Linked DNA regions of Homo sapiens: region 1 is linked to region 2. Evidence: read pairs that join two places in POLR2A ChIA-PET (ENCODE). Cell type or tissue: PC-9. All regions are shown on one strand. Region 1 overlaps INPP4A (inositol polyphosphate-4-phosphatase type I A). Region 2 overlaps INPP4A (inositol polyphosphate-4-phosphatase type I A).

Region 1 (2,500 bases), 73 kb before region 2:
CGGTAGCAGAGTTACTGCCAGCACACTTCCCTCCTCACAACTGAATGGCTCACAGAGTAGGGGGCAGGGCAGCCTCTGGACTGGGAAAAGGCCACCTGAGTGCACCTCCTCTCCCCATGGGGAGATTTCAGGGCATTTTCCCTGCACCTCTAGATACAATCCTAGGCACACAGTCACCAAATCCATCAAGCTCTGAAACAAGGTAATTTTTTCATGTAAATCTGTGGCAATCTCATTTGGCAGCACAACCAGACCTGAGCTGATATAAGACTACTTGCAATCTTTACTTATCCCATTTTATGTAAATATTCATACTTTTCAGTGTGGCAATAATATGAGCTTGGTTGCAGAGTGCTGTCTCAGGCTCCCCCGGGGATGTTAAATCCTGTATGTATACCATGGTACACATATGCGATGGGCACCATATTACTTACATAAGTAAACACCAACTGTGTACCACAGTACTTTCTAAAATCTGAAAACCTGTGCATTCCAAAGCATCTGGCCACAGGGGCTTCAGATAAAGGACTATGCACCGTATCAGATACTGCACTATGACACCAAGGCTGGTATTTAATGAAACATCATCCAAGTGATATGATGGTGGGCTCCGGGTATCTGTTGTATGCCAGAAAAATATCAGTGTCTCATCAACTCCTGAAGATGGCACAACACCTGCTTGTCAGGCCAGCAAAGCCAAAGAGCATGCCAGTCACTACCAGGATCATCACTAGACACGAACATGGTACAGTGCTAAGAACCTCGTCTAGGGAAAGGCAAAACAAAAGACCCAATGTTCAGGCAAGACAATCAGAAGGAGAATAGGCTTCTTCTGAGAACAGACCAACAAAAAGAAAGAAAAAAAAATAACAGGCCCTAAGCAGATAAGCAGACCCTAAGCTAATGGAGAGTAAATTAATCAAATTTGTAAAGTTGTAACTGACAAAGCAAGAGTGAACTTGGTATGTGCACTAAATTCTGTGGGCTGTAGAGTTCATGACCCAAACACATGACGGAAGCTGGAACTATAGGTTTCAAAAAGCTTTAAATTCATAGATGCTGCATCCAGAGCTAACGTGAGGTTCTGGAAGGCAGGCAGGGATGGCCAGTGATGCATCCTTGCCCAAGAGGGCACTGCAGTGCCAGGCTTCCATCCCAGAGGGACACCAGCCACTTGTGGTGCACTGCTGGGTCTCCCCATCCATGAGATATAGGCTTAGACCTGACTAAAGATATTCCAGCTATTCAGCCAGGGACCCTTTATTCATACACACAAACAAAAAGAAATAAGAGCCTGAAAAGGAGAGCAGCTCTGCTCAAACTGGGGATGGAAGGACTCAGTACCTGAGTGGCTGGCACTGCTGCCCCACAACCCCTTATCCCCAGGGGATGCCTGGGATTCGGTGGACAACGTGAGAACCCATGCAGCCAAGGGTCTCTGAGAGCCTTGCACCTCTACACTCATGCTTGTTACCCTGAGATCTCTACTGGGAACAAGAAATACAGGACTTGATGGACTGCTTTTCTGTTCTGGTGACAGGGGATGGTCAGTTGTCCCTATACTTAATGATTTTTCTATTATATGGCAATAGACAGGTAGAACCACAGTTCCCAAACAAGATATGCACAAGGTCTCTGCACTACTCGTCTGTAAACTGCCTGTGTGTGTATTCCAAGGAGAACGCATCAGTGAACGCACATCCCCCACCACTGTTCAGACACCTAGCTGTGTCACCCTCTGCATTCTTTTTTTTTTTTTTTTGAGATGGAGTCTCACTCTATCACCCAGGCTGGAGTGCAGTAGTGTGATTTCGGCTTACTGCAACCTCCGCCTCCCAGGTTCAAGCAATTCTCCTACCTCAGCCGCCCGAGTAGCTGGGATTACAGGCATGCGTCACCACGCCTGGCTAATTTTTGTATTTTTAGTAGAGATGGGGTTTCACCATGTTGGCCAGGCTGGTCTCGAACTCCTGACCTCAGCTGACTCACCTACCTCGGCCTCCCAAAGTGCTGGGATTACAGGCGTGAGCCACCGAGCCCGGCCACCCTCTGTATTCTTCGTGTCCTGTGGGAAAGGCTTGCTTTTCACACAAAATCTCTTAAGGTACTTAGGTAAGAGGCTGTCACAGCCTGGCCAGGGGGGTTTAGCAACCCCCCAGGAAAAATAAAAGTAGGGAGCCCCCTCTGTCCTGCTGCAGAGACCCCCGTAGCCAGTGTGTGCCCTGCCCTACACCCCGCTTGCTGGGCCTGGCCTGAGCAAGCAATGCCAGATGAGGCCCCAAAACCAAGAGGATACCTCAAAAATGAGGCCTGAGAAACCTGCCGAACTTCCTGTCACTTTGTGCTTCAAAATGTGTTCTGTTATAATGAAAAGATTTAGAGGGCAGCCAGGCCCAGAGAGGGGAGACCTGCAGATTGATCCACCCCACGCTTCCCACAAAGATAAAGTCTGACCAGCTGAGGAACTCAAAAGATGGAGGGGAATGTTCACTCTTTAAAG
Region 2 (2,500 bases):
GACCTGAAATGCCTTCTGATGAGAGTGTCCAAAGGAGTCTGTAATCTGGAACTGTCCATTCATCTGTTCAACAAGTACTGAGCTAGGCACTTACAGTGAACACACAAGTGAATCAGAAGTGATCTCTGCCTGCAAGAATCCAACAGTTTAATGATGGAGTAAAACATTCAGATAACACAACTCCAAGACAAAATGAGATGCATGCCCCATGCTGCTACAGAGGCAAGGAAGAAGCTTGAAATCTGGCAAAAGATGATCCAGATGAGGTGCGAGTTGATCTGACTTCAAAAGGAACAGGCACAGGTGCATCCAGCAACAAGCACTCACTCAGGAAACAGGAAAGTCTTGTGTATCAAGGACAGAGAATGGGGCTGGAGAGCCAGGACGAGGTCAATTCTGGAGATCCTTTAACACCAGACCACAGAGCTGGGTTTTAGCTTGCAGGCAGTGAAGAACTCCCTAGGATCTCAATTGTTCAAACCAATCTCAAAAGTCCTGGTACTCTCTTGGACTCTCCTACTGGGCTTTTGAAGACAAATCTCTTTCTCACTTGGGGCAAACCAGGGAGGAACCTGCCCACAAGAATTGCAATGAGCATCCCTTCTCACCAGCAAAGACAGACCCCTGCTCAGACCTGGCAAAGCTGGGTCAAGATGGCACCCACCACCACATGAACAGGCAACATTCACGACCAACACATAAAGGGCAACTCGTTTGTCCCAGGAGGTCTCCAGGGGTTCTAAAGGTCCATTTGTCATCAGCACAACTAAACCTAGTCCGTCCAAACTCCCTATCTCTGAAGGAAGCACTGATTCTGCAAATATAAAATAAAATCCAATAACTCAAAAACAACAAAAGAAACTAAAACCACTTGGGTAATTCAAGAGGGCAAGCAATTTCAGGTCTATTAATAAAACCCTTAGAGCAGGGCCATCTTTTGCCTTTGAGCTAGGTCTCCTTGGTGACCTCACCCATAAACAATGCAGTAGTGAGACTGCTCACAAAAGTCACAAGAACTATTTTCCCTTTGTTCCAGAAAGATTCCTAATCTGGTTGTGGTGCTGTTTCCATGGAAAATGCTAACGAGTAGGAATATCAATGTGAAAATAAGACAATGTTGAGGTACTTTCACCATTATCTCTTTCTCCAAATTTTACATCTGAGTTATGAGAGGGAGAGAATACATTGAGAACAAAGGCCCTCACAAAGTGTCTCCCTGTCACATATCATATGTAAAATTACCACCACCAAGAGCAGTGACAGTGAAAGCTAATTAAAATCTCTATGTGTGCTTTTACATTTTTTAAAACACTCTTGGTAGCTGGGAAATAAAGAGATCAGGGAAAATGTGACTTTGGAATTCATTTTTTAGAAGTATTCCCATCTCCCACTGGAAGAAACCTATAGAAAAACTAAAAACTGTAAACCAACATGTAGCCACCTCAAGCCCCCACTTACCACCCAACTTCAAGCCCTGCCTCTGTACATGCAAACCAGGACACTGACAGTGGAGCCACTGTGGGCAGGCCTCTGGCAGAAGGAATGCTCTCTCTCATCTGGAGAACTCAGCCAGCCCAGGAGAACACAGGTATCACCTAATGCCCTCAGGACTATCATCTGGCCCCATAACCAGGGTTCCGTGAGGACCAGACTCTTGGATGGCCAGATGCACACCCACTAGGAAGGTGTGAACAAATTCACATCATTCCAGAACAGTGTACCTGGGAGCAGGTGGGCACTGATGTACGAAGATAACTGAGGTCATAGATACCCACAGGATCAGTCAGAGAAACCTGCACAGGCCAAGACTAACACTAATGCTGCTGAACGCTTCACAGCACTGCTCAGCTCAGCAGTGCAGGGGCCAGACATGTTCTTCAACCACTAGTGAGACGCAGATAAATGTGATGGAAACGCAACTGATGTAGAGTTGGAGCCCCTGGGCTCTTGACCTGGTCCAGGTTTTAATTTATCAAATTCCAGGGAAATCACAAACTAGGCACTTCAGTGCCCCCTGCCAGATGTGGTCCCTTTCCCCAGCCCTCACCTCCCTCCCCCAGTCTATGATTCTGTGCTGGTGGAGTGCCCCAAATGGTAACAATGGTGTTTATTCTGTTTTGTCATTTGCTCCTAAAAACAAGGCCTGCCCCACCATAGGGAAATCATTACTCCCTGCCTCAGTGAGGGCATCAAGGTTCAGAGAATGGGGGGCTGGGGGGGTTCTTGACCTCAACATTCTGTGTACAACCAGCAAGGCTGGAAAGGGGCAGGACTTTGACTTCCACTGTCACCTCCCGAAGCTAGCATGGATACTACTACAGTATTTCCTGAACTACTGACACTCAGGAAATCATTGCTTCTACCATGACCTTGTACTGTGGTCCACAGGTTTTTCTTTAAATACATTTTTTTTTTGAGACAAAGTCTTGTTCTGTTGCCCAGGCTGGAGTGCAGTGGCACAATCCCGACTCACTGCAACCTCCACCTCCCGGGTTCAAGC

The links. ChIA-PET counts read pairs that join two places held together with the same protein. Peaks named below come from ENCODE experiments on the same cell type or tissue, not always from the same donor. Only the 100,000 strongest peaks of a DNase experiment are listed, where the experiment ranks them.
Region 1: POLR2A ChIA-PET joins it to region 2 with 20 read pairs; 3 of 35 experiments call an interaction of 5 or more read pairs at or near these places.

What each region holds. Positions count from the first base shown.
Region 1 is chr2:98,573,900-98,576,399 of GRCh38, reverse strand. All of the region lies in intron 23 of INPP4A (inositol polyphosphate-4-phosphatase type I A), which reads right to left. Among named protein-coding and RNA genes, the nearest start is that of COA5, 33 kb to the left of the region's middle. RefSeq lists a silencer at 1,970-2,152. In PC-9, no CTCF peak of the experiment used is centred here; no DNase peak of the experiment used is centred here.
Region 2 is chr2:98,501,249-98,503,748 of GRCh38, reverse strand. All of the region lies in intron 1 of INPP4A (inositol polyphosphate-4-phosphatase type I A), which reads right to left. Among named protein-coding and RNA genes, the nearest start is that of INPP4A, 58 kb to the right of the region's middle. In PC-9, no CTCF peak of the experiment used is centred here; a DNase peak (open chromatin) is centred at 998; H3K27ac peaks cover 1,356 bases.